Linked DNA regions of Homo sapiens: region 2 is linked to region 1. Evidence: read pairs that join two places in POLR2A ChIA-PET (ENCODE). Cell type or tissue: HepG2. All regions are shown on one strand. Links, peaks and the distances in the headings refer to the core of each region. The heading gives the core; the rest is flanking DNA. Region 1 overlaps SNIP1 (Smad nuclear interacting protein 1). Region 2 overlaps CDCA8 (cell division cycle associated 8).

Region 1 (5,375 bases), core at 177-5,176:
AGCACTATGGTGGTGGGTCCAGCACTATGGTGCTCTCTGTAATGCCTCTTACTGCCTTAAGTCTTTCCTCTGTTGCTGACCAGATTGTGTTACCATTTGAATACACTGACTAATGTTTGTTAAACTTTTTCTGTGGCACCTTGGCCACATGCCTGCAGGCATTTGTTTTCAGAACAGTCTCACCAATTACAACACACCGTGTTTTAGTAGAAGTGTTGTGGTTTTAGTTGGTGCTTTCAGAACTGCTGCCTAGGAAACTATAAACCCTTGGTTAAGGGGAAATCATGGCTTGTTCTCTTTGTACAGTTACTTTATTTATATAGGTGTTAAGCTTTGTGGACCAGGTGTTTTTCTTTTGGGGCGAACCCCTGAGCAGAGAATCTTACTAGGCTTTGGTTATCACCAAAACAACCTCCAGTATATACCAAAGCTTTGACTTGTTTGAGCTCTTGAGCTTAGAAGTTGATTTTGCACTTATTTTTTTGGGGGGTGGGAATGTACTGCAGTCAGTAAACATTATTGACTGTTTAACTTAAACAGATGCTTTATGGCACCTGCTCAAGCCCGTGACTGTACAGAAGGATCCTGGTTGCTACCAGTGGGTGCTGATTCAGCATCACAAGTGACTGAAATTGGCTGTGGATCTGTTCTTTGTGAAAGAATTCCTGATTTCTCCATGGAGCATGTACACAACAATTTTGATCATATTAACTGTACTTCAGTTTTGCATTTTTATTCAAATGTTATCTCTTTTTTTCTTTGAGAAATAAACTGTCACTGATGTGACAGCGTTCTTTCTTTATTCTAATAACATGTATAGATCTAAAGCAGGTTGTGTTGTTTACATGTTTCTACACATTTCATCCTTTAAAAAGTTGTTGAGAGAGGTTGTATTTACCTTCCCAAGGTTGGAAAGCAGGGGAATTTCCCAGTGTCCTAGTTTTCCACCAGAGGAATATGTGTAAGTAGCAAAGTATTTGCTGCTTACATATAGTGTGTATGTATGTATATATGTAAATTGTGTGTTAAAGAGCTGATACTGATTTTCATATGACAATGTTAGGCAAAGGCCTCCCTGCATTTGAAGAGCAGGTTTTCATTTATATGTATTTTTGGGATAAAAAAATAAAATTTGTAAATATAGCCCCATTTCAAAGAGTAATGCTTTCCTAGCGTAGAGGACCTTGTGTTCATAGGTCTGTTTGCTGCTAATGGAGCCTTCTGTCAGTACTTTTGAGATAAAAGTAGGTAGCTGTTTTAGAGTGTTGTGGGGCAGGTTATATCGTTGGCCTCCAAGTCAGTGGAATAGCAGATGGTGACATGGAGGTGGGTTGTGGGGAAAGGTGGTGAAGCAGCTCAATCAGTGTTACTACTAATTGTTCCTCTTGGGTTGAGACTTAGGATACTATTAAATTTGATTGTTTTCCATTGTTTTTATACCCATGTGTGCTCAGGGCTAAAGATTGGCTAGTGGGAGGGGCAGCTGACTAATGTTCATTCAGAAGAAGTTAAAAGATCCTTTGAAAAGTGAACACTTAATAAGGTCATTAGATGAAACGTAAGTTGGGCCGGGCATGGGCACAGTGGCTCATGCCTGTAATCCCAACACTTTCGGAGGCTGAGGTGGGCAGATCATCTGAGGTCAGGAGTTCAAGACCAACCTGGCCAACATGGTGAAACCCCATCTCTACTAAAAATACAAAAATTAGCTGGGCGTGGTGGCACATGCCTGTTTTAATCCCAGCTACTCGGGAGGCTGAGGCAGGAGAATCGCTTGAACCCGGGAGGTGGAGGTTGCAGCGAGCTGAGATTGTGCCACTGCACTCCAGCCTGGGTGACAGCGAGACTCTGTCTCAGAAAAAAAAAAAAAAGGTAAGTTGAAGAATGTGTTCTACATTGGCCACTGTAACTGCTATTTTCTTCATTTTGGTATGTGCCATAGATCATATATATGTGCTTGTCTGAAAAGTAGGTTTGTTTGGATGAACTTTTCTCTTGATCCAGACTGACGGTTTTCTCTTGAGGGTTTAAGCACTAATCTGGTATCTTACTCTAGGATCTCCTTGTTCAGTCTGTGCTGCAGTAGCACTACTTTGTGGTAGCCTTGAGTTTTGCTACAAACTTCATCCTGGTGGGCACTGTGATAGATGACCACTTTGCCTACATTTTTCAGTAAGAAGTCCTAATTGTTTAGTCAGTTTTTATTTTAGTAGAGGAATAACGTCCTGGATTAAGAAATTCTTTATGCCACATATCTGAGAAGGTGGGTTTTTTTGTTGGTTTGTTTGTTTTGAGATGGCGTCTCACTCTGTCGCCCAGGCTGGAGTGCAGTGGCACCATCTTGGCTCACTGCAACCTCCGCCTCCCAGTTTCAAGCGATTCTCCTGCCTCAGCCTCCCAAGTAGCTGGGACTACAGGCACCTGTCACCAAGCCTGGCTAATTTATATATATAATTTTTATTTTTTATTTTTTTTTAGTAGAGATGGGGTTTCACCATATTGGCCAGGCTGGTCTCGAACTCCTGACCTTGTGATCCGCCCCTCTCAGCCTCCCAAAGTGCTGGGATTACAGGTGTTAGCCACCAGGCCTGGCCTGAGAAGGTGTTTTTTTTTTTTTTTGGTCTTGTTTTCCCTTACCCCTTTCTTTGAAGAAAGGGTGTCAAAAGACATTACCTGCCTCTAAAGCCAGATATCACCAGCAGACTTCTTAAAGTGGACATAATCCTAGAGCTTTCATTCTGTTTAGAAGTTCATGTTCATCTTAGCCATTTGGAACTTCTTCATTCTCTATCTTTTCTCCACGGTGGCTGGGCTTGTCTGCAAATCATTGTGTCAAAATCAAACTATTTTCAAAACAGCCCTTTGCTTCTGAGCCCCTCCCCTAAGTCCTCTGTGGGGGTCCATGATTCTGCAGAGGTATGGGACAGAATCTTCAGATTTTACCCCTTGAGTCTCTTCCTAGTCATATCCTGGTTCCCTCATTCTAATATTGACAAAGGATGACTCATTAAGTGCAACTGGTTATGTAACTTTCAAATACTTTCATTGTGTATGTCAGGATCTGAGGAACAAAATGATGTCATTTAATCGGAATCTAAACGTGACACAAACAACGTGCCAGCAATACCTGCTTGTGAAATAATGTTCTGAGCCCACAGTGTTCCTGGGTATGTGAGTTTATATCAAGTGAAAAGGCTGCTTAATTGACATTAAAGTTTTGGAATGTAAAGCTTCATTTGGTCTCTTGGGTAAAATTTCCAGTGTATTTATCAAATGGGAAACAATTCTAAAAACAGTTGTTCACATTTACTCTAAAGTGAATTAATCCAGTCAGCAATAGTTGCATAAGTTTATGCAGTTGGTTTACAGCTAAGTTAGAAAGGGAGCAATAGCCAGGTGTGGTGGTATGTGCCTGTAGTCCCAGCTACTTGGGAGGCTGAGGCAGGAGGATCACTTGAGCCCAGGAGTTCAAGACCAGCCTGGGTGATATAGTGACACCTCATCTTTTAAAAAAAAAGAAAAACAAATAATTTGGAGATGGGCCGCACCTTGTGGAAGAGATGACAGTTGAGGTATACCTTAGAAAATAGTTTGATTTGGAGTCAGTAGTAAAGGAGGACATCATGCCAGACTGAGCAGTCCAGGGACTAGCAGGACTGCAGTGGACTGTGGATAAGACCCTATAAATTAAGTTGTTTACCTCAAGACCCATGACACGTCAGTGGTAAACCTGGGATGAGAAATCACCTCAGTCCTGGCTCAGTGATCTTCCTGCTGGATTGTTCCTGCCTGCAGAGCTTAGCAGAGAGTTAAGGAAGGAAAAGACAACTGATTCATTAGGCTGCCCAATTCATAACTAGGGGGTTCAAGGAAATCACAGGAGGTGGGACTTTCTGCAGTAGAGGGTGGCTTAGGGAAATCCTCACCTCACCAAGTCACAGCTAGAGCTACTTGGAAATCATCATCTTGGTTCATAAAAATAGAAAAATATTCAGTAACGGGATGCCAAAGAACATGTAAACTGAGACTTCAATAATAAAACTGGCCAATATTGAGCACTTTCTATGTACCAGGCACAGTCCTAAGCATTTTACTTGTCCTACTTCATTCATGAACTCATTGAATCCTCACAACCCAACAAGACAGGCTTCAACGGTTGTTCCATTTTGCAGATGAGAAAACTGAGGCACAGGGACATTATGGTCACAGTGGTAGGTAGGACTGGAATTTAGACCCAGTCACTCTGATTCTAGATGCCACATTCTTTTTTTTTTTTTTTTTGCTTTGTCACCCAGGCTGGAGTGCAGTGGTGCAATCCCCACTCACTGCAACCTCTGCCTCCTGGGTTCAAGTGATTCTCGTGCCTCAGCCTCCTGAGTGGCTGGGATTACAGGTGCACACCACCACGCCCAGCTAATTTTTTGTATTTTTAGTACAGACAGGGTTTCACCATGTTGGCTAGGCTGGTCTCGAACTCCTGACCTCGTGATCCGCCTGCCTCGGCCTCCCAAAGTGCTGGGATTACAAGTGTGAGCCACCACACCCAGCCAATTTATTATGTTTTTGAGACAGGGTCTCTCTTTGTCACCCAGGCTGGAGTGCAGTGGCACAGCACCACTCACTGCAGCCTCGATCTCCTGAGCTTGTCATCTGTGCACCTCAGCCTCCCAAGTAGCTGGGACAACAGGCACACACCACTACGCCTGGCTAATTTTGTAAGTTTTTGTAGAGACGGGGTCTCCCTGTGTTGACAGGGCTGGTCTTGAACTCCTAGGCTTAAGTGATCTCCTGCCTCAGCCTCCCAAAGTGCTGGGATTACAAGTGGGTCACACACCCCTCCTTTTTTTTTTTTTGTTTTTAGACATGGTCTTGCTCTGTCACCCAGGCTGGAGTGCAGTGGTGTGATCTCAGCTCATTGCAGCCTTGACCTCTTGGGCTCAAACAATCCTCCCACCTCAGCTGCAACTGTCAGCCTGGCTTTTTTTTTTTTTTTTTTTCTGTAGAGACAAGGTCTCTCACTATGTTGCCCAGGCTGGTCTTGAACTTCTAAGCTCAAGTGATCCTCCTGCCTCAGCCTCCCAAAGTGCTGGGATTATAGGCATGAACCACTGTGCCAAACCTTAAACAATTTTTTTTAGAGATTGGGTCTCACTGTGTTGCCCATGCTAGAGTACAGTGGCACTATTATAGTTCACTGCAGCCTCACACTCTTGGGCTCAAGTGATCCTCCTGCCTCAGCCTCCTGTGTAGCTGCGACTATAAGCACACTACCATCCCTGGAATTTTTTTTTTTTTTTTGAGATGGAGTCTCGCTCTGTCGCCCAGGCTGGAGTGCAGTGGCGTGATCTCGGCTCACTGCAAGCTCCGCCTCCTGG
Region 2 (5,375 bases), core at 376-5,375, 180 kb before region 1:
CAAGGTATTTGCTCATTCACTGCACATGGACCAGGCACATACTAGATGGCTGGCTCTGGCAAGTTAAGGCCTTACTGCCCAATGGGCGAGTCAGTTAAGTAAAAAGTACCCACGCCATGGCAATAAGGATGAATTCTAGGTGTTTTGGGGCTCAGGGGAAGGCTCTGCCTGACTTCATCCCCGAGGAGGTGTGAGCGGGCTCCTAGGGGAAAGTGGGTAGTGTGTTAGCTGTCTTTGGTAGCCAAAGCCTGTGTTCTGGACCTTACAGGAGGGCATCTCAGTTCCTAACGTTACCTCTGCCCCACGGCTCAGGATGTGAGTAAAATTCACACTGCACCACCTGCAGCTCTCTTTAAATCTCTTTGTACCCTTTGCCATTGAAATGGAACTGTCTGCCAGTATCTTGAAAAAATCCTGCTATTTGCAGGATATTTCCCACCACAGTTTACTAGTTGAGCCCCTTGGGGTCTTTGGGCAACAGAGAGAAGCCAGAAGTTGTTTGGGCTCATGAATGATCTCATGTTGCCTATCAGCATCTTGGGAGCGGATTATGGGTATCTCGAGCCTAGTTCCAGGGAATATGTTTGATCAAGACTGCTTGTAGAAGTGTAAGAGGAAAATGAAAAAATCAAAACCAAACTTGTTTCCCCATTGCAGCACCTTTCCTCCCCTTTCATTTAGGCTTCTCCTGGGCCCCTTTTCCTTCCTCCACCCCACAGCATTCCTTTTTTCTTTTTTCTTTTTTTTTTTTTGAGACACAAGTCTCGCTCTGTCACCCAGGCTGGAGTGCAGTGGCATGATCTCGGCTCACTGTACCCTCTGCCTCATGGGTCCAAGTGATTCTCTTGCCTCAGTAAGTAGCTGGGATTATAGGCATGTTCTACCACACCTGGCTGATTTTTGTATTTTTAGTAGAGATGGGGTTTTGCCGTTTTGGCCAGGCTGGTCCCGAATCCCTGACCTCAGGTGATCTGTCCACCTCGGCCCTCCAAAGTGCTAAGATTACAGGCTTGAGCCACTGCTCCCAGCCAGCATTCCTCCTTGACCCTCACCTGGGGCCTTATGAAGAGTGAAGAGGAGGAGGTTTGCCAGGGTGACCTTGGCATTTGATTGGAAGAGTGTATCCTTGAAGATTGTCACCTGTCTCCATCCTGATGGTTCTTAGCATATTGTGACGTATGTGTGCTTGTGGGTACTGAAAATTTGCAGATGGAGCTGGTATCTTGGTGCCAAGGGTATGTTTGTCCTCCACCATATCCACCACCCAAGGATCAGGAAAGATGAACCATGCAGATCCTAATATCAGCTGAGGGAAGGATGATGGCAAAGTGTAGAAGGCAAGAAGTGCACGTTACAGCTGGCAGGGAGGGGACGGTGGAGGCTTGACAGGTGGGGTGATGCAGGTAGGGATGATACAGGGCTGAGGAGATGTTTAATCCCTTAAAGGGAGATGGCATCTTAGGCAAAGCAAATTGGATTCCAGACCCCCCTTTTAGCAGGGAGCCCAGTGTAGCCCCCAATTCTGATTGAATCCTCTCTGAAGAGTGTCTCTCAGTCCTTCCATTTCTGGAGCCACAGGAATTGTATCTACTATGAAAGTTTTGAGTACATATGTCATGCTGAATTTTAGGTATGGGTCAACAGCTATGATACTGTGTAAAATTAGAAAATGGACCCACCAGAGTGTGTACACAGGTAGGCACTGAGACATGCTTTGTTTTTCAGAGGTTTGGGGATACATCGTGGAGCTAAGCCCTGCATTGGTATGTGAACTCATTATCATGGGTCAGGCTGGGGATATTAATTCCTCCTGGTAAAAGGCATGTCTGATGCTTTGGAGAAATGCTTAGGTGATGTCCTGTCACACACGCACATGAGCTAACTCTTCATATGAGTAATATAATCTAACTCGTCACAAGATAATACATTTGTAATCTTCTCAACAGGAAGCCCCAAGTAGGGCTTTTGGAAATAACAGGGGCCCTGTAGGACAAAGAATGAACCTACTGTTGACTGGACCTCTGGGGTTCCTTAAAACTGCCTCAGCGGCCCTGGGGATGGACTCCAGGCCTCCATTCTCCCTTCAACCTGGGGCAGCCCTACTGTTCTATGCTTTCTCTCCACAGCAGACAGTAAAAACTAAATTGCCTACAGAGATAAGGCAGGTAACATCAAGGGAAGAAGTAATCTCATCAGGATTGCTTTGAACCGGTAGAGGATTCTCTGCGGGCCAAGGAAAGCTGCTACTGAGCTCCAGCTGACTGTTGGCCCGTGCTGTCTGATCTTATTTTCAGAGGCTAGCAATCTTTGTGTAATCGCCCGATATTTAAATGGTTAGCAACTAATTTGGGGAAAAAAAAAAACCCAAACCCAACCCAACGAGTATGAAAGTATGTCTGGGGGCTGGCAGTAAGATTTAGGTTGTCTTTGTCCCAGCCCTGTGACATAGTTCAGCCTGTACTTAAAAATCCTGGGATGGTGGGGACATAAGTTCTACAAAATAAATCAACAAAAATACCAAATGATAAAAAACAAAATTTTTTTTAAAAATCCTGGAATGGGGCCGGGCACAGTGGCTCATACCTGTAATCCCAGCACTTTGGGAGGTGGAGGTGGGTGGATCACCTGAGGTCAGGAGACCAGCCTGGCCAACATGGCGAAACCCTGTCTCCACTAAAAGTACAAAACTTAGCCAGGCGTGGTGGTGTGCACCTGTAATCCCAGCTACTTGGGAGGTTGAGGCAGGAGAATTGCTTGAACCTGAGGTGGAGGTTGCAGTGAGCCGAGATCTCACCACTGCACTCTAGCCTGGGCAATAAGAGCGAAACTCTGTCTCAAAAAATCAATCAATCAATCAATCCTGGGATGGGGAACTCTTTACTTTCCAAGCCAGCCCCTTATATGAAATGAAGAACTGCCATGTCTCAGTCCCAGGTGTTAATTAGGCACCTGCTACATAACATGCATTTCCTACTAGGTGATTTAGGCAGTGGTGCAGATGGAATGAAACAGGATGAACCTGGTTCTGGGTAAAGCAGGTTGGATCCTAAGTGTTTCCTTGGTGTCAGGCTCTTTAGGCCTGATGACATATAGTCTGGGTTGCTTATTTGCACTGAGTAACCATTCTTCCAAATGCTGTCACTACCAGAAGATTCCTAGTCTATAAATTGTCAATACCCAATAACCTGGCTAAGTATGCCCCCAGGTTGTCTTCTTTTAGGCAGAACCCTCTTGCATCATTAGCTCTAGGTTGATCATTTTCAGCCTAGAGAGTTCCGGGAAGGCAGATCTGCCAGGGCCTCAGAAACTTTGGGAAGTGAGACTCATGATCACCGAATTACTCTTGCCCCGCTTTGTTCCTGGCCAAGAAAAGTCTACTATACTGGGAAATTACAGAGACCCTAGGTGTTGTCCTCCCAGACACAAATTTCTAGCTCATGGAATGAAGGTGTTGGGGGCGCTCTGCTGGGGGTTGAAGGTACCGATGCTCTGGATCTTGTAGTAAGCCCCTCTTTCAGATATCAGAATGAATCTGCCCAAAGCAAAGGTTTTCACATCTGAGAAAAGCAGATGTGCAAAGACTCCCACACAATTGCTGTCTCCCTAGTCCACAGAGCACAGCTTGGAGAGGACAGGCAGGATGAACAGTGATTACAAAAGAAAACACAAAACCAGAATTTATTGAAAGTAGGTACCAGCTCTGATTAGAACAATCAGCTCAAAGATACCATTACTCAGAACAATATATACAAAAATCTCAGGGAAAGGAGAATAAAAGAACTTAAAAGAATACAACTTGAACAGGACTGTTTTACTAAAATGGTCTTGTTGCAAAATAATAACAAATACCACAGAGAGCCCTACATGAGAAAGCCATGTGCCTTCAAGCCTGGGGATGAGGACTCTAGTTCTCAAATTCTTAGAACATAGCACATGATTCTCCAGGGCAGAGAGGCTGGCTGGAGAATGAGGACCTCACTGCTGACTCTGCTTAACAAAGTCCATGCCCCAGGCACAGGCACACATGGAATGAGGCCACCAAGCAAGTCACACCCACCCCTGTTCCCATGAACCCCATAAGAGAGAAGTGCTCTCTGAAGTCTACAGACTTGGCAGGGACCACTGGACCATGGATAGCTTAGAGACAGTTATTCTGTGGCCAATGACATAAAACCTCCAGAATCTGGGCCCTACAGTTCCCTTATCCAAATTTCCACTAACTAGGGAGGTAGAAGAGCAAGACATGGAAGTTGTCTCCAAACCAGTATTTGGTCTTCAGTAAACAGGGATAAACATAAAACACTGCTCCACAAGCAGACTTCAGAACTACTGGGCACAGCAGGTGAAAGATCCCTAAGTCCCACTGACCACCTCCCACAGGAGGAGGAGGAGGAGGAAGAGGAGGGCTGGTAGGGGGAGGTGTCATGAGTGCGAGAGGGTAGACGGACATGTTCCCTACTGAGGTCACTGCTGCCAACTGTCCTGCTCTGCTGATCTGTACAGTTCCCCCCACCTTCTGGACCTACCCTCTCATGGCCCAGAGCTCACTTATCTGAGCCTAAACCTCCCGGTCTCAAGCATAGAGAGCAGAAATGCCAGATGCAGAGGTTCTCTGGGTAGCGGTGGTGGAGGCAGTCTTCCTGAGAACACAGGGTTCTTCTTCGCCCCCTCAACTGCAGGCAGGGCAGGGTGAAGAGGATGTTGAGTTGCAGGAGGCAAAAGGCAGCAGCTCAGAGAGCAGGGAGGATTCAGCTGGGAGACTGATGGGAAGCTTCCATGGCATGGCCCCAGCAAGCAGTGACTGGGATCAGCTGGGATGGGAGGGTGAACAGACAGCTCTACCTAACTGGTGTGGGACTAGCACGTCTGAATTCCTGAATTCCCTTAGAGGAACATGGCTCCTTGCTCTGGAACTTCACACTCAAACAATAAGCCTGAAGGGAAGAAGTCTCTTCAGGGTCCCAGAAGTGCCCATTAAAAGTCCATCCTGTCAACTTTGGTGTCTCATTTGTGGGTCCGTATGCTGCTGCAGATTTGGGCGAGACGGTTCTAAAAAGAAAAGGAGAGAGGTCATTGTAGAAGATGTCACTTGGCAGGCTTGCCCCTTGGCCTCCCACAGTCAGCCTGAGCCCCTCCATTCTCTATCTGTATCACACATGAATTCACCTTTCTGAACCTGTTTCTCATCTGAACAAGGGAGTAAAATAACAACTCAAGTGAGACAGTAAAGGTATCATAGATTTGAGAAGAACATTGCAATAGATCTAGCTAGAGGATGACAGTCACAAGATTTGGGTGGCTAGGTGTGTGTGGGATCTCAGCACTGGGCCTATGTTCAGAAAGACAGGTTTAGGAAACCAGCCCCGCCTTGTCCC

What was found. ChIA-PET counts read pairs that join two places held together with the same protein. Peaks named below come from ENCODE experiments on the same cell type or tissue, not always from the same donor. Only the 100,000 strongest peaks of a DNase experiment are listed, where the experiment ranks them.
Region 2: POLR2A ChIA-PET joins it to region 1 with 5 read pairs; 3 of 35 experiments call an interaction of 5 or more read pairs at or near these places.

What each region holds. Positions count from the first base shown.
Region 1 is chr1:37,532,309-37,537,683 of GRCh38, reverse strand. It overlaps SNIP1 (Smad nuclear interacting protein 1), which reads left to right. Exons shown (of 4, transcript NM_024700.4): 4 at 1-3,235. It overlaps LOC105378649 (a long non-coding RNA gene), which reads right to left. Exons shown (of 3, transcript XR_947190.3): 2 at 3,701-3,797. Among named protein-coding and RNA genes, the nearest start is that of SNIP1, 19 kb to the left of the region's middle. RefSeq lists an enhancer at 2,819-4,018. In HepG2, for the core only: no CTCF peak of the experiment used is centred there; DNase peaks (open chromatin) are centred at 3,073 and 4,913.
Region 2 is chr1:37,707,996-37,713,370 of GRCh38, reverse strand. It overlaps CDCA8 (cell division cycle associated 8), which reads right to left. Exons shown (of 10, transcript NM_001256875.2): 10 at 3,652-5,049. The coding sequence ends at 5,005. Among named protein-coding and RNA genes, the nearest start is that of CDCA8, 18 kb to the right of the region's middle. RefSeq lists a silencer at 1,628-1,828. In HepG2, for the core only: no CTCF peak of the experiment used is centred there; no DNase peak of the experiment used is centred there.